2 separate regions of the Homo sapiens genome follow, and region 2 is linked to region 1. The links are chromatin loops, found by intact Hi-C in ENCODE. Cell type or tissue: MCF 10A. All regions are shown on one strand. Links, peaks and the distances in the headings refer to the core of each region. The heading gives the core; the rest is flanking DNA.

Evidence for each region. Hi-C counts contacts between places; a loop is a spot of excess contacts. Peaks named below come from ENCODE experiments on the same cell type or tissue, not always from the same donor. Only the 100,000 strongest peaks of a DNase experiment are listed, where the experiment ranks them.
Region 2: it touches region 1 in a loop (17-fold over the local background); 33 of 110 quality-filtered maps call a loop at or near these places.

The regions. Positions count from the first base shown.
Region 1 is chr5:9,190,045-9,200,888 of GRCh38, forward strand. SEMA5A (semaphorin 5A) reads right to left here. Exons shown (of 23, transcript NM_003966.3): 10 at 7,124-7,259; 11 at 223-427. Among named protein-coding and RNA genes, the nearest start is that of MIR4636, 140 kb to the left of the region's middle. RefSeq lists enhancers at 6,692-7,192, 7,193-7,693. In MCF 10A, for the core only: no CTCF peak of the experiment used is centred there; a DNase peak (open chromatin) is centred at 6,547.
Region 2 is chr5:8,749,337-8,760,180 of GRCh38, forward strand. LOC101929307 (a long non-coding RNA gene) reads right to left here. Exons shown (of 3, transcript XR_007058687.1): 3 at 7,068-8,914. Among named protein-coding and RNA genes, the nearest start is that of LINC02199, 85 kb to the right of the region's middle. In MCF 10A, for the core only: a CTCF peak has its summit at 7,338 (motif pointing right); a DNase peak (open chromatin) is centred at 7,355.

The DNA of each region.
Region 1 (10,844 bases), core at 1,680-9,679:
CTTTCCAATTAAAGTTATGACCAATATAGTGAAAATAGATTGAGATTTCCAAAAAGAGGGACAGAGGCTGAGGAAGATAAGTGAGCATCGCGGGTTTTGCTGGTTGCAAAAAGAGACATCAGGCGTAAAGCTTGAAATTGAAATTGAATGTTTAGAATCTAAATCTAAAACACAAAATCAGAAGATGGTAGAAAACCCCTCAGAGGGGGCCAGAGCTCCTACCTGTGGCCAAATAGATGATGTGGACGAGCGCTTCTCTGCCCTGCACCACGTCGACTGCCACGTGGGAAAAGCGGCTATTGTCCTCCATGAAGGAGGGCACTGTGGTCACTGGCTGTACCACCTCATGCATCAGAATGAACTTCTGAGCATCCTGCAGATTTCTCTCGGTCAGGTTCACGTACAGGCCCTGGTCCACGGTGCCACACTGAAAGGGAAGACGGGCCAGGTTACCAGAGCCGGCAGCCTGGACACCCACAGCTGGCTGTGGCCACCCTAGCTGGAAAGTAACTTGGAAATCAAGTAAGCCACAATCCATCATTGAAGTATGCAAACATGTCTGCTTCTCCATCCTCCCTGCAGCCCCTATCCTTAGCATCCTTTTCATGTTAGATTTGAACTCATATCTTGGGAGTCTCCCAACATCATCATAAATGAACTGATCAGAAGTTAAAAAAAAATTAAAGTGGGAGTGATTGCTAACTTTAAACAGCAGATGCATAGAAACTCCTCCTTTCCCGTCGAGTTACTTGAAAGCTGTCTGGTTAAACACATACTATTATATCTGCCTGACAAATTAGGTAGCAAATTGAAAATGCAACAATCAAGGATCTCATATAGATGTATTAGTTTTTCTACTGCAGCAGGGGGTCTGTAAGCAAGGCATGGATTTCAAGCTGATAGCATTAGGTCATTCTCATCTGTAAGATCGAACAGCATTCACATGGGCTACAAAAATACTGTGCTGGCCTTACTGTTTTCTACTTGTATTTCCAATTAGAAGAAATTATTAAAAAATGTTTAGAGTCCAGGAATATGGAAAAGAACATGGCAAATTTATAAGAAGAACAGGAGATGAGGAGGTAAGGGAAATGGGGAAGGAAAGGAGAGGAGTGGGGAGAAGAGAGTAGAAAGGAATAAAGAAGGAAGAAGGAAGGAAAGAGATTTCAGATAGAGCAAATATCATGGAGATGAACCTGGGATATGCAAGGGGAAATTCAGCCCTGTACAATGCTGGGAAATAAATTCAGAGCTGTGTTGTGGGGAGGCTGGCAGATGTTATATAAGACTGTTTCTGGCAAGGATGAGGTAAAAAGAGGGATAGAAAGGAAAGCACTGCTTTCTTAGAGCCAAGCTCAGAATCAGAAACTACTACCAATCCTTCTCATGTCTTTCATAAACTTTAATTCCTGGTACAAATGGTGACTGATCCCCAGTAGAACTTCACATAAGTAGGTTTGATGGAAAAGAATTTCCAGGCCCATACCACCTGAAACTACCCTTTATAACATGTCATGTCTAATATGTGGTTTTATAACAGGTGAGAGGTGCAAACGTATAAGATGGAAATTGCTTTTTGAAAAGTAGATGAGATATTTGTATAGCATTTGATAAAATGCTCCATAAGCCATAAAATGATGGGATGATTGTAGAAAAAGAGAATCTGAGAGTTAAACGGATTTCATGCATCCAGTCCAAGGCTTAATTTACTATCACACCCTTGCAGGGGCACCCCAAGTTCCACAGGCAAGGACTGTGTGAGTTTAGGTGAAGGGCTCAGCCCTGCCATGACCCAAGTGTGAGTTTAGGTGAAGGGCTCAGCCCTGCCATGACCCAAGTGTGAGTTTAGGTGAAGGGCTCAGCCCTGCCATGACCCATGTGTGAGTTTAGGTGAAGGGCTCAGCCCTGCCATGACCCATGTGTGAGTTTAGGTGAAGGGCTCAGCCCTGCCATGACCCATGTGTGAGTTTAGGTGAAGGGCTCAGCCCTGCCATGACCCATGTGTGAGTTTAGGTGAAGGGCTCAGCCCTGCCATGACCCATGTGTGAGTTTAGGTGAAGGGCTCAGCCCTGCCATGACCCATGTGTGAGTTTAGGTGAAGGGCTCAGCCCTGCCATGACCCAAGTGCTACTCTGGCTCCGTGGCTCTCAAGCCACATGGAATCAGGTGAGTGGCAGCTGTCCTGCCACATGGTCTGAGGTGAGGTCTCGCCTCTCAGTCTCTGTCTCTTTACCTGTCCGGTGGCTAGGAAAATAGTTACCCTGCTCATTTCTCAGGGCTACTGTGAGACCAGCTGAGATAATCCGTGGAAAGCATTTGTAAATTAACTGGAAGTCCTTATAAATGCCAAAGAACAAGACAATGTGCCTGGCACTAAAGAGAAGCCATTCAACTAATGGTGAATGGTAAATGCATTGGTCTTGGAGCAGGACAGCAATTCTATGGTCTGTTGAGCTTCAGTGGCCAGAGGGAAATGAGTGAATAAACAAAGAAGGGAAGGAAACAATGAGTGAATACACAAGTAGTTGTAATTGGGGGGGGGAGGGGATGTGCTAGGAAAGTTTATATAATTACAGTATTAAATAGTAACATTTGGAGGTCAGAGACAAGTCCTTACCTGTCAACACATGTTTTAAAAAATGAAAAAGAGCTCTACTAGGCTTGATCTAATGTCTACGCAGAAAGGTTCTAGTTCTGAGCATGATGTTACGTGTGGTGGTTTACATTCCTGAAATCAGTGGTGATACCCAAGTCACGGCGGCAGTTAGCTGCCTACCTGCTGGGTGAAGTTTGCACACAGGTCTTGTTTTGTAAGCATAGTGTTTAAAAAAAAATTGGTATCTTGAAAACCGGATGGCATAATATACAAATAAGAATCTCTTGCTGTTCTTAAGGAACCCAGAAAAATTGGACACCTAACAGGGAGTTCTCGGTGGCAGGGGTGAGGCAGGATCACTCGCTACGCCTTGTCATCTTTATTTATATATCGCCTGTATCAATCTTATTTATGACTGCCAGAATTGCCAAGAATTGGTTTTGAGGTATACTCTACTACTTCTTGGTTTATTTTGCTGGCTATAATATTCCACCCAGTGCTTCTATTTCAAATAGTTGGAAGAGTATTCAGAGTTATAGAATCTATGTATTGGATCATAAGCAACCCACTTAGCTCTCTAATACCTGAAAATTTTCTAGCTTTGCCTTTTATGCTGGACTCCCGCTGTGTCCGTGTGGGGCACTGTGTGACTCCCTGGGTTCACCATGCAAGAAGAAAACAATAAAAATAGTAAAAGCACAGCCATTGCTCTCATGTGCCCTACAATCCACAACAGTTTTCATGCCAACATCTCTTCAAGTAATTCAGTCAGTAATTCTACAATTTTTTTAAATGATAATAAATATTTGCACTTTTGTTTATTTACTTGTTTCTAGGACAACAAATCCATTCTTGTTCCAGCACACTAGTGCATGGTGGTCAAGCCCACAATCACCTAACCTCCTGCAGGAGTGCCCAATTTTAATGGTCCCTTTGTTCACTTACTCCCTTGCATCTTGCTGCAAACATGCTTGGCAGGCCGGGGGCGGTGGCTCACATCTGTAATCCTAGCACTTTGAGAGGCCGAGACAAGTGGATCACGAGGTCAGGAGTTCAACACCAGCCTGGTCAAGATGGTGAAACCTCGTCTGTACTAAAAATACAAAAAAATGCCTGGCGTGGTGGTGGGCACCTGTAATCCCAGATACTTGGGAGGCTGAGGCAGACAATTGCTTGAACCCAGGAGGTAGAGGTTCCAGTGAGCTGAGATCGTACCACTGTACACCAGCCTGGGCAACAGAGCAAGACTCTGTCTCAAAAACAAAACAAAACAAAACAAATCTGCTTTGCATATCAAAGGGTCCTGATGGACAGGATCAGATCTACGCACTTGCTCCTCCAACAACTGCCTCCTCATCCACTTAACTACATTTGAGGGTCTATTCGTCCATTTCAACTCCATCCTTTCAGAGTGACAGTAATCAAAGCTGCACAGAAAATTCTGGAGTCTGTCACAGCTCAGCTGTGCCACTGGGCCTCGGTGATGTTTTATATCAGTGATTGCCGCGTGTCTTACTGAGGGTCAGGGTCTGGATGACTTTGAGGACTGCAGCCTCTAACAGGGCAGGGCTCTGAAGCACCGCCTAGAGTGGTTTATATATTTTGTCCGAAAAAAATGATACTTTTTGTTGCTTTGTTACTGTTTTGAGATTTCTATATTAAATGTTGAAATATCATGCACCATCTCTCCTAACCCATTCTTCTTCCTGAATCCAATTCTGCTTTCTGCTTCTCTGATTAATTAGCTACTTCTAGTATGTAAGTACTGCACAAAATCCTAAATGTCAGTAGGAAAAACAAGAATTTAAAAAATCTAACCACTTTCCATTGTTGGTTATTGCAAACATAAGGCCTCTTATACATGTCTGGGGAGGGATCGTTAGTTCAAATTGAATTCCCACTCTATGCCAGTCTGGATGGTTTCATGAATGTCTGTGAGGATACTTTGCCAGTGTGGTTATCAAATAGAGTAAACATAAAGAAAACACTTGCTGTGTACTTGTACTAGGAGTTATACAAAGAATCACCATAATCTGTAACTTGAGCTCCATTGGAGTCTTAAATAATACTCAGAGAAGAACAGCTCAGGAATGCAAGCTTCCTGCCTGAAACGCATGCCAATTTCTGCATGCTTCATTCATTATGCTACATGGACTGGCTTCCATCCCATAATGAGAGTAAGCCATTCAGTGTGACACTGGCATTATAAAACCAGTCGCTCCTGGCCTTAGGAAATGAGATTTGCTGTGTGCTGCAAAGGTATCCTGATGAACGGGCTACAAGTTATCCACTGCCTGGAGGTGGTAAGGGGCTATGAAGTTTACTAAGCCACGCTGTTCACAGTAAGGCCTTCTGCAATAAAAACATCACTGTATGGAAAATACAGTAAGCATTATTAATTATTTAACCTTCAGGATTTTATTATACAAAGGACTTTCTTAAAAGGAGTATTTCCTGTATTCAAGAGGAGAAAATGAGACGAAATATGCATTTACACAACATTTGATATGTAGAAGGCACCAAATAAATGATTCTTTTTTGATTTTTAGAGACAGGGTCTTGCTCTGTCACCCAGACTGGAGTGCAGTGGATGGATTATAGCTCACTGATTGAACTCCTGGGCTCAAGCAGTCCTCCATCTCAGACTCCCAAATAGCTAGGACTATAGATGCATGACACCGTGCCTGGCTAATTTTTTTTATTATTATTTTTGTAGAGACAGGGTCTCACTCTGTTACCCAGGCTTGTCTCGAAATCCTGGCCTCAGGAGATCCTCCTGCCTTGGCCTCACAAAGCACTGTGATTATAGGCATGAGCCTCTGGGTCCAGCCCTTAAGAGTTATATTTATCAAATATTTTATACAGTAAACAATGCACATTATTCAGTGTTATCAAAATTTACTCCTAAACTATTTGCATGCATTTTTATCCCTTTCCCCCTTTGTTGATGGAAATATGCAATAAAGATGCATAATAGATAGATGTGTGATAAAAATGCACATAATTTGCTCAAGGAAAGCAGCACATGGAAAGATGACATGTAAGCCAGCCATCTTATTTTTAATCTCATGCTCCTTCAAAAGCTTAAAGACAACAACAAACACAAAACTCTTTCAAAACAATCATAATTGAATGGTCCTTGCAAAAATCAAAGTAAAGTATAAAATCACTGAACCTTTCCATACTCCCAGTTTTGGGAGTCCCAGATACAGGACCCACTTCTACCACTGATTAATAATAGTAACTAATGGCCATTTAGTTGGAATAGGCTAGGATTTTGCATCTGAGGACCGAGGTTGGAATCCTCACTTGGCTACTTATCAGCTGTGTGGCCCTGGCCAGGTGATCTGCCCCAGGCCCACTGTCTTTCCCTGCACATGGAGAAGGCATTACCCACCATAGCACTGCCACCAGTGTGCAAGCTGATCTATCTGAAGCATCTAGCACAGGGTCTGGGACTTGCTGGTGCTAAAAATGACAGCTGTGATAATGATGATGATGATCTTAAGAAAGCTGTCAGAAGGCCCTCCAGGGAAGCCTGCTGCTATGGACCCAATGTCTGTAAGCCACCCAAATTCCTACCCTCCAGTGTGGCTGTATATGGAGATGGGGTCTTAATGGTAGTAAATGAGGGTAAGTGAGGTCATAAGGGTGGGGCCCTGGTCCAGTGGAGCTGGTGCCCTTACAAAACAGGAAGAGATACCCCAAAGGTGTCTCTCCACCATGTGAAAATGCAGCAAGATGTCCACCTGCAAGCCAGGAAGAGAGAGCCCTCACCTGAAAATGGCCCTGCTCACGCTTTTGTCTTGAAGGTCTAGCTTCTAAAACTGTAAGAAAATAAATGCCTCTTTTTTAAGCTACCCAGTCGGTGGTGTTTTCTTACGGTAGTCCAAACTGACTAATACACCTGCCAACTCACCAAACATGAGTAAATTGCTTCATCTCTTTGGGTCCCAGCTTCTTCTGAACACTGGGAGATGGATGACTCACAAAGCCCTGGAAGCTTGAACCTCCTGCAGTTTTGTGATAACAGATGAAGGGCCTCCACCTCCTCTTCTTTCCTCAGCTGCCTGCATCACATTCTGTCCTTCCCAACAGGGAATCCCACCACATTTGCCAATTAGCGCTCTAATCCTGTTTGTGTGTCTCTGCTGCTCTGTGCCCTGGACCCCATTCATTAGAATGTCATTCATTAGGGATCAGAGATTCTGAGGACACAGAGCCCAGCATCATTAGTACTAATTGAAGCCTGGATTCCTAACCTGCTGCAGAATGCTGGCCTTTTTCCGCCCAGTCTCAGGCATCACAGCTGACAAAAGGCCCTTTCTGGGTCCAGGCGCCACAGTTCACAAAAGGCCTTGGTCTATTGACATTAGCCAGCAGAGTATGGGGCTGTCCATGAGGGGCCAGGGAGACAGCTGCATGGTGCATGCACCCGCGGTTTAAATTACCCTTGCCTGTCTACACAAGGCTTCTGCATTCTTCATGGGGGATGCCAACAGTGCCCCTTTGCCCCCCGAAAATTACCTGGAAGTGGGGGTTTGGGTTGGGATACGGTAGCCAGGCCGAGCGCGAGTTTTCTTGGTACTTGAAGGGCCCAGAGAAGGCCTGCGCGATGGCGCTCAGGTTGAAGACGCACACAGCTGAGGCCGCAATGCTGTTCCTGGGAGCGGAGGGAGAGAGAGAAGGCAGTCAGAGAGCTCGGCAGCACCTGCTGACCTCCCCCTATGGACTGGGCAGCAGCTGTGACCTACAGCTTCCAGAGGTCTCAAGACCACAGTCTCTTAAAGATCCCAAAAGGATGAAGTCAGAGCGTGAATGGGGCTCCCCTGTGGAGGAACAAACATCTTGGTACAGAAACCAGGCTAGTTAGCATTTAACACCTTGTAATCCTGTCAGCCAGGATTAATTCACTCAGTTGCAACAGGGGCAAGAGGGAATTTGAAGAGCTAGCTATCTGCTTCACCTTTCAAATTCTGGAATAAAAAGACTTCCTTCTCCAACGGATGGCGTCTCTCATCAGCCTCATGCAGTTCCCTTCCTGACCTGTTTATCTGGTCACTTTGCCCAGCAGCAGGGAAAGCTGTTTGTGTGTGTGTGTGTGTGTGTGTGTGTGTGTGTGTGTGTGTGTGTGTGTGTGTGTGTTTTAACCCAGATATTTGTTTTATTTGTCATCCTTTAAAAAAATCAACTCAAAGTATTTTATAAAAAGTGACTGTCTGACTCTTCATATTTTCTTTTAATGTAAAGTAGATTTTAAATTCAAAGGGTCAAAGAGAAAAATTTGACATAGCACTGACATATGAAATCCTGAAGCCATAATTTAGAATTCAGGCTCTGAGAGAAAGTCATAAATGGGAGCCCTCAGAAGGTCAGTGCCCTCTGACTAAGTATGGAAACAGCAACATTATTTGGTTAAGTAAATTTGCATTTTGAGCTCAGTCCGGGTTCTCAAAGGGGAAGTGGAGATAAAACAAGAAAGCTTACATATATTTTCTCTTGCTCTGAGACAATACCACAAGCATTTCTCATCAATTTTCTTTTCCTGCATCAAAGGAAAGGTCAAACTCCAAAACTGAAATACCTACCTTATATTTCTTTGATTTGATAAATACTGAATAGGAACTAGGCTCTATTCCAAGGACTTTACTAATTCCCATTCATTTAATCCTCATAAGGTGAAGGAAATTCACAGGTAAGGAAAACCAGGCACAACGAGGACAAGACCCTTCCCCAATGTCAGCCAGCTACTAAATGGGGAAGCTGGACTTGAACCTAAGGCTGGCTCCAAATGCCCGGATTTTCCCCAGTATGGCTCCAAATGCCAGGATTTCCAATCCTTTGCAATATCTGTGGGTGAAGTAGACAGGATTCTACTTCAGGAGAGCAGACAGTAAACACATCCTTATGGAAAAGTAGGGCCTTGAGGGTATTGTGGGCCTTCTGCATTTTCTCCAGAAGTCCAGCACCAAGGACAAGGCTCAGCATGATGCATACAGGGCCTGGCGCTGGAAAATAAAGGGGCGAACACCAGCTATGGGTTTGTTCACTTTGCTCTTTTGACTCTTCATTATCCTTAGAGAGAATGGGAGAAGTTAAAACACAAGTACAGGGAAGAAACTGGCCTTTGAACATGTGAGTGGACTTTAATAAGGACAAGAAAATAAGTGTGCTGGAGTAAGAATGGCTAGACACAGGATATCCCATCCAGGCATGCCTTGGGCCAGGTGCAGAGGCAGGCAAATGGGGGATATTACGAATAATAACAATATTTCCCTGAGCCCCCTGCTAAGCACTTGATACAGATCATCTAATTTCTCACTGAGAACCTACAGATCCTGAGAAGACCCTGACTTACAGGTAAGAAAACAGTAGCACAGAGAGTTTACGCAGCCCAAGTCACAGGCTGCAGAGAAATAAAGCAGGATTTGTACCTGCTTTGCATGGGGCCCCAGGTTTCCAGGCAGCTTCCAGGTAAAGGAAGAACCTAATCTTCTTCCTGCTGGCATAATGTTTCTCTGTTCACTACAACCACCAGGACTGAATGGGCTGACCTGGGCTCTGGTGTCACCCAGAGACTCCCCTGGATGTCCCAGTAGCTGCCAGTCTGAGCATCCTTTAATAGTGTTGTGGGAACACTTCTTCCTGTCCCCTGTGCCATCCCCTGGGGAGCACAATTGGTATAGTATAGCCCATGCCTGCCCCTCTACCCTTTCACTTGCTGTGCTCTGGGGGCAAAGGACGGGCCTGTGTGACTCCACTGTGCTCCTCCCTCTGCCCTCCCCGCTCTTCCTAGGATGGGATTGTCTACAGGAAGTACATATTCACTCGCTTCTTCAGGGTCTCCAGACCTGTGGGCAGGCGAGGGCAGCCCAGGTCTAGAACATGACCTTGAGAATGAGAAGGCTTAAAGCTGGAATCAGTATGAACAAGCTCACTTGGACAACAGACCTGCAGCCACCTGTTCCAATCTGGCTTCTATCAGCAATCAAGGTAATAACTTACAAGAGCAATAAAAAAATCCTACCCCCCACCGCAACTTTACTATCTTTATATCCATATCTATACATAGTAATACTTTACTACAATCTCTACAGTTTACTATCTACACTATAAACAACTACAATGGTAAGCCACCATTTTTAGATACCTAGAAATAAAGCCAAATCTTTAGAGACTCCATTGTAGTAGCACACCATTTTCTGCAGGCCAACCCATGCTCAAGTGACTGAGAAAACTACACAGTCGTGCTAGGAACAGAAGGAGTCGGAATGGTTATCTTTTCCCCATTCCCCTAGTGCTGAGAAACCTTGACGAATGTACAGAGGCAAAGCAACATTCTGAGCCCTGAAGCTCAGCCCAGTATCGGACAGCTTTCTGATTCATAAGACCTCTGATCCTCCTTTTCTTTCCGTTTGAAAAAAACCTTGTCTGAGACATGAAAAGGAGGTGGAAAATATTGTGAAATTTGAGTTGGGCATATTAGAAATGCATTCTCAAGACCCAACACAAATTAGTATTCCAGGGAGAAAGGGGAGATGTAGCACTTCTATCTCTAAAAGTATAGATTCCGTACATTGGGTGACTTCTGACATGATGGGAATTTGCAACACTAAACAAATAGTCTAGAGTAGTCTGAAACTTATTTTTGCAACTATCTAAATTGACCATACACCATCTTGCAATATTCCAGGCATGGTACTTTTATAACTTCTGAAATTGGTGTTTTGTTTTGTTTTGCCCAGAGCCAGGGGAATGAAGAGCTAAGTAAACCAGACTCTCCTTGTGCATAAAACTGATGTCAACTGAGCAAATGCACATTTATCTTGGGTGTGACTACACTAGTTTTTAAACAAGGTTTTGGAAAGAAAATCAACTTCAGAAACTGTAAATTGATTTTTTAAAGTAACTTATCAAAGAGAAGAAATAATCTCTGGGTTGAAGACCAGATTTATGAAAATAAAGATGGCCACGGTGGAGCAAGGATATGTGTGGAGCCATCCATACTAGCCTTATTTTTCTAACCTCATGTCAGAAAGAAGACTCTTCATGGGGGGTAAAAGTTGTTATTAAGCAAATACTAACACAAGTTAAGCAGTGGAGAGACCAGGAAGAGAAGGTTAATGAGGAAATAAGCTGCAGGTAAAGGGACTTTTTAGAAATACCACTCATGGGCAGGCATCTGATGCCCAAGAGATGAAAAAGTAAATTAAAATACTTAGGAAGCAGAAAGGACATCATAGGGTGA
Region 2 (10,844 bases), core at 1,899-9,898, 440 kb before region 1:
CAGCATTTAAAATATATAGGCAGGTTAATATAAGAAATATCATTCCAAAGAGTAAATTTTCTCTTTAAAATTTTTTAATGAATCCATTTCAAAAATTTTAAATCAATTATCTTTTTCATTACATAAACTCAGGCATGTATGAACATATTTTTTAGTGGAAGTAGTCAAATAATTTTGATTTGAAGCCTTTTAAGGCTTAGGAATGTCAAGACAGACATCAAATATTTAACAGATCCATGATGCAAAAGCAATTTCAGAGGCTTTTGAAATAGACTTTTGGCCTTATGCTGAATCATCCCATACTGAGGTGCTCTTTGAGTTATTACATTTGCCCTTCATGTTTGTGTTTTTCACCTGCTATTCGCTGGTATTTCTTGACACCACATGCGTTCCTCCCTAGAGGATTCTTTTCAGTGTTGTGTGGTGCCTGCCCTGGTTTGAGCAGGTGCATAGCCAAACTCAACATGAAAGAAGACAGTAAGTAAAGTCCAAATCTAACAGAAGAAGCTTTAGAGCTGGGAGCATCTTATAGTGACACACAAAAAAGACATGCTCCAAAAAAAAAAAAAAAAAACATAAAAAAGAAAGACACATTTCAAAGGTGAGAGGAACCAACTGAAAGAGCTCCAAATGACCAAAACTGGATCAATTTCAGCAATAAAATAAAGAAATATTGGATTATAACCCAAAATATAATATATTCATAAATACACACTGATATAAATAAGTAACAAAATAAGTGAATAAAATGGAAGAAGAGACAAATCTTCCATACAGAAAAAAATCCAAATAATTTCTGTTAATGCTGTATTCTCAAGGAAGTAGAGCAAAAACCTGATTCCTCAGGTGTGGGCTGTGCATAATAACTTCCTTCCAAAGAATACAGTATGGCAAGCCAAGAGAAGAGAATAACTGCACATTACAGAAACATGGATAAGGCCAATATCCACAGGGATGAATCATGTTAATATTATGTACCCTTGATAAGATGTGATAAGAATGGCATGTTTCCTCTTTAGTCTTTATCACAAGAGTCCAGAACCCCTGTCTAACCTTGAGAAAAATGTTCAGCAAACACAAACTGAAGGATATTTTACAAACTACCTGACCAGTAATCCAAAAGTATCAAGGTCATCAAAAAACAAAGAATGTCATGAAGTCTTTACCAGGGCCGAGGTCCAGAATGGTATTTCCTACATTTCCTTCTAGGGTTTTTATAGTTGTAGGTCTTACCTTTAAGTCTGTAATCCATCTTTAGGTAATTTTTGTATATGGTGAAAGGAAGAAGTCCAGTTTCAATCTTCTGCAGATGAGTAGCCAGTTATCCCAGCACCATTTATTTAATAGGGAGTCATTTCCCTATTGCTTATTATTGTTGACTTTGTCACAGGTCAGACAGTTGTAGGTGTGCAGCCTTATTTCTGGGGTTCGCTAACCTGTTACATTGATCTATGTGTCTGTTTTTGTACCAGTCCCATGCTGTTTTGGTTACTGTAGCCTTGTAATATACTTTGAAATCAGATAGTGTGAGTCCTCCAGCTTTGTTCTTTTGCTTAGGATTGCTTTGGTTATTCGGGCTCTTTTGTGGTTCCAAATACATTTTTGAAATTCGTTTTTCTAATTCTGTAAAAAGTGCTGTTAGTAATTTGACAGAATGCTCCAAAACCAACTGCAACAAAAACAAAAATTAATGATAGGGCCTAATTAAACTAAAGAGCTTCTGCATAGCAAAATAAACTATCAACTGAGTAAACATATACCCTACAGAATGGGAAAAATAATATTTGCAAACTATGCATCTGACAAAGGTATAAAATACAGACTCTATAAGGAACTTAAACAAATCAACAAGCAAAAAAACAAACAACCCCATTAAAAATTGACAAAGGACAAGAACAGACACTTCTCAAAAGGAGTGTCACATTGTCAACAGCACAGAAAAAAATATCCAATATCACTAATCATTAAGGAAATACATATCAAAACCAAACTGAGATATTATTTCACACCAGTCAGAATGGCCATTACTAAAAAGTCAAAAAGTAACAGACGCTGATGAGATTGTGGATAAAAGGGAACATTTATACACTGTTGGTGGGAATGTAAATTAGTTCAAACATTGTGGAAAGCTGTCTAGAGATTTCTCAAAGAACTTACAGCAGAACTACCATTCAACCTAGCAACCTCATAACTGGGAATATAAATTGTTCTACCATAAAGACACATACATGCATATGTTCACCACAGCACTATTCACAATAGCAAAGTCATGTAATCAACCTAGATACCCATAAACACGGAGTAGATAAAGGAAATATTGTACACACACACCATGGCATACTACGCAACCATAAAAAATAATGGCATCATGTCCTTCCTTAGGACAATGTCCTTTGCAGCAACATGGCTGGGGCTGAAGGCCATTACCCTAAGCAAATTAACACAGGAATGGCACACCAAATACCACATGTTCTTATTTATAAGTGGGAACTAAACATGAAGTACACATGGACACAAAGAAGGGCAGAGTAGACACCAGAGCCTGCCTCAGGGTGGAGGGTGAGAGGGGAGTGAGGATTGAAAAACAACCTATCAGGTACTATGCTGATACCTGGGTGACAAAATGATCCATACACCAGACCCTCACAACACACAATTAACCCATGTAACAAACCTGCACATGTACCCCTTGAACTAAAAGTTGGAAAGAAAGTATAAATAAATAAAACATAAATAGACAAAACCAAACAAAGAAAACAACATCCTAGATGCTATCACAGTCAAGAGGAGCCTGAGGACTAAACGTAATGTGATATCTGGATGGGATCCCGGGAGAGAAAAAGACATAAGACGAAAACTAAGGAAAGGCCAAAAACAACGGAAACAATTACATGAAGTAATTTGAGTTAAGAATGTGCTATTAATTCTTATATATTGGTTGTAATAATTGTAACATACTGTAATGTAATTTATAGTTATTATTAACAGTATGCAAAACTGAGCTTGGGTGTACAGGAACCCTCTATATTGTCTTTGCAATCTTTTTCTAAGCCTAAAACTATTCTAAGATTATGGTTTATTACAAAAAACGACAGCCTCTTTCATAGTATTTGTGTGTTTTCTCCTTGTTATTTGTTATATAATCTGTTGTTTTAAATCATTGGTTTCCCAATTCTAATCTGCTGGAGAATCGCTAATATCTTTTAAAAATTGTATTAATAGTTAGGAACCTTGCACTATGTTGGATTTCCTTATAAAACTATATCTACCCGGATCCCATACTGAGAGATTCTAATTTATTTGCTTTTGTGTGTGCTTGGACAACAGGATTTTTAAACACACCCTAGAGATTTCAGTGTACAGCCAAAGCTGGGAAAATCTTCTTTTAATAATCCACATTGCAGATGTTGTTAGCATGTTCCCCACCTCCTCAAAATGCAAAGAGCTGATCAATTGTATCAGTGTCTCTAGAGATGCTTGTTAAACATGCAACTTCCTGGTTTACATCCAGAAGTCAAAATTATTGTCCTTTACTGGCCAGCAGGGTGCCTAACAGAGAGGAAAATACATTTTAAAATGAGAAGATAATGAAGGAGGAAGAGAAGGAGGCAAAGAAAAGTAACTGAGAACTAAATGTGACTGGGTTGATGATTATTTACCTGGCATACATACTTTCAATATTTTTGTCATATTAAATTCTCACAACAATCTTTGTAAGTTAGTTTTGCTATTCCCACTTTACAAATGTGGAAAGAGACTCAGTGATGCTTATCAACTCACCCTGAATCACTTAGCTAGATAGAGTTCAATGCACTTGAGTATAGAGAGTGCACACACACATACACACACACACATAAACCCTGTTATCTCAAGGATACCAAAATACAGAGATGCTTTAGTCCCATATATATATTTGCATATAATATGTGTGTAAGACACATTTTCTCATATCTTTTAAATCCTCTCTAGATTACTGATAATATGTAACACAATATAAATGCTATGCAAATAGTTGTTATATTTTGATGTCTAGAGAATAATGACAAGAAAATAGCCTGTACATATTGAGTACAGATGCAACCATCTATTTTTCTTTTTCCCATATTTTTGACCTGGTTTAGGGAACCCATAGGTCTAAAAGGCTGAGTGTATGTTCTGTCTAAAATAATGTTCTGCTTAATATAACCATAAAGAATGTGGGTATTCACTGTGTATTTTCCAGCTGTTCATGTTTCTTCTGTTTTGCCAGGAGTTTCTCCTGGAGCACCTACAAAGAAGTGCCAGAGTCATGGGATTCGTACACATCGGAGTGGATCATGCCATGTTGGGGCAGCTGTTTCCATAGTGATGAGTATGTGGGTAGATATAAGGAAATGTTGGTATGCAGATCCCAATATCAAACTCTAATAAATGACTAGGAAATAATATTGCTGAGAAGTCCAAACTCCAAAGTGTGAAATGAAAACATTCAATGATGCTATAGTATACCTGGTCACAATCTGCAAATAAGAAACATCAGGAAAATACACAATACAATTTGGAAATATCATCCAGTGGCATACTGTTTACTTAGGAGGAGCGTTATAGTACTATTTAGTTTATCTGTACAGAAAACATGAAGAGAAATTTGTACTAAGAAGAATTAGGAGGCATTCTTCGACAACGAAGAGGAACACACCATATGTTGAAGGAAGAAGCTGTTTCATCGAGGAGCATCATGTGTTGCTGTATTAAAGTTAGATAAAGGTCTTCACTACAGACGGTGAGAGGGAAATTAGTGGGGCAGGCTGCATAAACAGCCTCACAGCGTGGCTCCATCACAAGCTCTGTGAAAGCCAACAGGAAAGAAAGCACAATCCTATGGTGGATCTTGAGGTAAGATTCAAAAGCTCTCCGAATTTGCTAATTGTTTTTTCGTGGAAAGAAAATAATCTCAAAATGAATGAAAAGAAAGCCAATTGGGAAGAAGGGTAGTTAGGGAGAATGTTAGAATAAGAGAAATGAAAAGAAAACTTCATTTTAAAATAGAAAATTTGCATTGGTGGAAATGTTTTCAGAAGATAATAAATGCTAAAGTGCTTTTATTTGCTTCATTTTTATAATTTTTATTTTTAATTGACAAATACTCATATTTATTTATGAGGTACGATGCAATGCTTTATATAAGTTTACAATATAAAATGATTAAATCAGGCTAACTAATCTATCATCTTACATATTTATTAGTTGCAGACCAGGGGTTTCTGGATCACTGCTATGTGTGTGTGTGTATATATATATATTTTTTTTTCTTTTTTTTTTTGAGACGGAGTCTCGCTCTGTGGCCCAGGCTGGAGTGCAGTGGCGCGATCTCAGCTCACTGCAAGCTCCGCCTCACGGGTTCACGCCATTTTCCTGCCTCAGCCTCCCGAGTAGCTGGGACTACAGGCACCCGCCACCACGCCCGGCTAATTTTTTGTATTTTTAGTAGAGATGGGGTTTCACCATGTTAGCCAGTATGTTCTCCATCTCCTGACCTCATGATCCGCCCATCTTGGCCTCCCAAAGTGCTAGGATTACAGGCATGAGCCCCTGCGCCTGGCCTGCTATGTGTATATTAATGTGTGGTCTTGATCTTGAACTGAGGCTCTGAAAGGGTATGACAAATACTGACGGCCATCTGCCAACTACAGAGCTGTGAACTGTTCACTCATTAACAGTTTATAAACAACAAGATAACATCCTCCAACTTATCTTCCTGCTCTAGCAGAGGTGGGCAGTGAGGATAACTGTTCAGGTCCCCTCTTTGGAGGTCTGGTGTCATGAGCATGAGCCCTCCTGCAGGGCACTCCAGGACAGCTCTCCCTGTGCCCACGGACAGACCACCTCAGGGGCTGCCATCTAAGCTTCAGATGGTGCGGAGCTCTGAGTGTGTGTGTGAGTTTAAGTATGTGTGAGTATGTATGAGTGTGTGTATGAGTTTCTGAGTATGTGTATGTGTGAAAGAGAGAAAGAAAGCAGCAGCAACTGAGAAAGAGAGAGAGAGAGTGACTCTCTAGTCATCAGCTGTGATGGTGAAATTTATGTGTCAAGTTGACTGGATTGAAAGATGCCCAGAAAACTGGTAAACTTTATTTCTGGGTTGTGAACGTGTCTCTGGAAGAGATGGGCACTGGAATCAGTGGACTGAGTAAGGAAGATCCACTCTCACCTGTCATTCATAAGAGCAGGCATCATCCAGTCCCTGGAGGAATCCAGTAGATCAAAAAGGTGGAGAAAAGGCAAATTTACTCTCTCTTCTTCACCTGGGACACCCATCTTTTTCCCTCAGATATTGGCACTTCTGGGTTCTGGGCCTTCGGGTTTGGATTTGAACTACACCACTCACTTTCCTGAGCCCCCAGCTTGCAGGTTGCATACTATTGGGCTTCTCAGCCTCCATAATCATGTGAGCCTATTCTTCAAAGTAACTCTCTTCCTTTCTATCTGTCTATCTATCTACTTACCTACCTATCAATCTATGTATCTATCTATCTACTTACTGACCTACATATCAATCTAATGATCTATCAATCTATTAATCTATCTTTATCTATCAATCTATCATCTATCTACTTCCTACCCATCAATCTATTAATCTATGTATCTACTTATCTACCTACTTATCAATCTATTGATCTATCAATCTATTAATCTATCTCTGTCTGTCTATTGATCGATCTATCTACCTACCTATCTACATCCTATTGGTTCTGTTTCTCTGGAGAACTCTGACTGAGACATCATCAATGTCTAGTTGATTTTGTCTAATAAACAGCTTCCCTTCAGTTTTGGCTCCACTCTGTCTTCAATTTCTGGCCCAAGTTTCCCTAGGCCCCAACATAAAAGAATATTATTGACCCAATTGACCCACTGTGATAATTTGTTTAATATATTCAACAATTTGTTGAAATAATAAAAGTAATAACACTCACTGATCTACTGATTTGAACTGCTAACCTTACCAGACATGTGCCATGGCTTGTCTATCCTCCTAGATGTTGTGTAAAAGCATTTGAGAAAATAATGTATAAAAATCACACAGGAAATGTCATCAGCTATTTATTACTAAACTTTGTTCAGGTTAGATGTTTATCGTAGTTCACAATGCTGATTTGAACAAAAAGGCATCCAAGCCAATAGAATGAAATTTAATTTGTTAAAGTAAGATGCTTTATTCTTAAGTATTTATATTTAATATGCCCCATGGAATTTTGAACTTAAATTTGGTGATGGTAAAACATAAGTCACTTTAGATGTCAACATTTTCTGGAAGAAGAGTGCCAAGCATGATTGCCCATGTCACTTGGTGTTAGGTGACATTTTTGTTCCAGCAGGTGGTGCCATCAGAGCATGAAGGAAACTCCATTTTAAAAGGAACTTAGGCAGTGGGGACTCTTAGAGTCATCGGAGGCAAGAGAAAATGTCCCAGAGCTTCTGTGGGTCTGAAGGTTCATGTTTTAAATGTTCCTATTGTAGATTTTAAGAAAGTATGTAATTCAAAATTTTTTAACTTGTATTTTAAGTTAGGCATACATGCGCTGATTTGTTATATAGGTAAACTTGTGTCAGAGGGGTTTGTTGTACAGATTATTTCATTATCCAGGTTTTAAGCCTAGTACCCATTAGTCATTTTTCCTGATTCTCTCTCTTCTCCCACCTTCCACCCTCCAAAATACCCCAGTGTGTGTTGTTCCCCTCTATGTGTCCATGTGTTCTCATTATTTAGCTCCCACTTATACGTGAAAACATGCAGTTTTTGCTTTTCTGTTCCTGCATTAGTTCTCTAAGTATAATGGCCCCAGCTCCATCTATGTTCCTGCAAAGGATATGATCTCGTTCTTTTTTATGACTGCATAATACTCCATGGTATATGTACCACATTTTTTTAAATCCTGTCTATCACTGATGGGCATGTAGGTTGATTCCATGTCTTTGCTATTGTGAATAGTGCTGCAATGAACAGACACATACATGTGTCATGATTCCTTTGGGCATATGCCCAATAATGAAATTGTTGGGTGGAGCACAGACTTAGGGTCCTGAGACCCTTAAAGAGTAGGAGTCAAGTCAAAGAACTTTATTTTATGGTTGGTTGTGATAGAACTTCTTAATGTTGTAAAGTGTGGAAAAACAAACATTTTAAACAATGTTTTCCTTGTATATAGCCCAAGACAGGCTAAAAGCTTTCCTCATTTTGCATTCTGAACTGGAATGGAGGGACTGACTCTGGGAAGTCCTGTTACTTTTAATGGATTGAATGTTTGTGTCCCCCTGAAAATTCATATGTTGAACCTCAAGACAATGCCATTTGGAGGTAGAAAGCCTTTGGAAGGTGATTAAATTTAGATGAGGTGAGGGGGATGAGGCTTTTATAATATGAGTAATGCCCTTATAAGCAGAGGAAGGGACACCAGAGCTTCGTCTCTCCTCTATGTGAGGACACACCAAGAAGGTGGCCATCTGCAGGACAAGAAGTGGGCCCTCACCAGGATCAAATATGCTAGCACCTTGACCTTGGAATTCCCAGCCTCCCAGACCTTGAGAAACAAACGCCTGCTGATTAAGCTACCCATATATGATATTTTCTTACAGCATCTGCAGACAACTATGGCACTGTTACATCAACTCAACACATTCTAAATTTAATTCACAAGTTTGCAGCCATCTTAGCTCCCAGATCAACCTTCTGTTCACCAGCAATTTCCTACCCAAATGAACATATTCTCAGGTACCTACTCACCTCCTTTCTTGCCTTTCTTTTCTCTTCTTCTTCCTGTTCTGTAATTCATTGTTCCACGTTTGCCTTTTTTCCTCTCCCTTCCCTCCAGTATCTCTTCTTACTTTCTTTTTCTATATCAATTATATCATTATACACTTTGCCCTTCATTATATCCTGGAGGATAAAAAAATTTTACTCCAATTTGGTTTGAGATTCTCAAAACACACCTTTGGTGGGTAAGAAATACATAGTCCCTATTGTCCATATTAGGGTCTGAACATCAGGAAAATGTTGGCTGTTGATATGGTTTGGCTGTGTCGCTACCTAAATCTTACCTGGAATTGCAATAATCTCCATGTGTCAAGGGTGGGACTAGGTGAAGGTCACTGGATCATGGGGGCGGGTTCCCCTATGCTGTTCTCATGATAATGAGGGAGTCCCATGAGATCTTATAGTTTTATAAGCATCTGGTGTTTCCCCTGCTGGCATTCATTCTCTCTCCTGCAGTCCTGTGAAGAGGTGCCTTCACCATGATTGTAAGTTTCCTGAGGCCTCCCCAGCCATGAGAAACTGTGAGTCAATTAAACCTCTTTTCTTTATAAATTACCCAGTCTCCGGTATTTCTTCATAGCAGCGTGAGAACGGACTAATACAGTAAATTTGTACCACAGACAGTGAGGTGCTGCTATAAAGACACCTCAAAACGTGGTAGTGACTTTGGAACTGGATAATAGGCAGAGGTTGGAACAACTTGGAGGGCTCAGAAGAAGACAGAAAGATGTGGAAAAGTTTGGAACTTCCTACAGACTTGTTGAATGGCTTTGACCAAATATCTGATAGTGACATCAACAATGAAGTTCAGGCTAAGGTGGTCTCAGATGGAGATAATAACTTTTTGGGAACTGGAGTAAGGTCACTGTTGCTATGCAAAGAGACTGGCAGCATTTTGCCCCTGTCCTAGAGATCTTTGGAATTTTGAACTTGAGATGGATGACTTAGGGTACCTGGCAGAAAAATTTTCTAAGCGGCAAAGCATTCAAGAGGAAGCAGAACATACATTTTTGAAAAATCTGCAACAGCCTGACAATTCAATAGAAAGGAGAAACCCATTTTCTGGGGAGAAATTCAAGCCTGATACAAAAATTTGTGTAAGTAACAAAGAGTTAAATGTTAACCATCAAGGCATGTCTCCAGGACATGTCAGAGGTCTTCATGGAAGCCTCTCTGATATGGTTTGGCTGTGACCCCACCCAAATCTCATCATGAATTGTAGCTCCCATAATTCCCATGTGTTGTGGGTGGGACCCAGTGGGAGATAATTAAATCATGGTGGTGGTTTCCCCCATACTGTTTTCATGGTAGTGAATAAGTCTCATGAGTTCTGACGGTTTTATAAGGGGAAACCCCTTTCACTTGGCTCTCACTCTGTCTTTGCCTTCCACCATCCATGTAAGTAAGACATGACTTGCTCCTCCTTGCTTTCTGCCACGTTTGTGAGGCCTCCCCAGCCAGATGGAACTGTGAGTCTATTAAACCTCTTTTTCTGTATAAATTATCCAGTCTCAGGTTTGTCGTTATCAGGAGTGTGAGAACAGACTAATACAGTAAGTTGGTACCAGCAGTGGGATGCTGCTCTAAAGATACATGAAAAAGCGAAAGCGACTTTGGAACTGGGTAACAGGCAGATATTAGAATAGTTTTGAGGGCTCAGAAGAAGGTAGGAAAATGTGGAGAAGTTTGGAACTTCCTAGAGACTTGTCAAATGGCTTTGCCAAAATGCTGATAATGATATGGACAATGAAATCCAGGCTGAGGTGGTCTCAGATGGATATGAAGAACTTGTTGGGAACTGGAGTAAGGTGACTCTTGCTATGTTTTAACAAGAGATTGGCAGAATTTTGCCCCTGCCCTAGAGATCTGTGGAACTTTGAGCTTGAGAGAGATGATTTAGGGTATCTGGCAGAAGAAATGTCTCAGCTGCAAAGCATTCAAGAGTGCTGCTTGGGTGCTGCTAAAGGCATTCACTTTTCAAAGTGAAACAGAATAAGAGTTCACAAAATTTGCAACCTGATGTTGTGATAGAATAGGAAAACACATTTTCTGA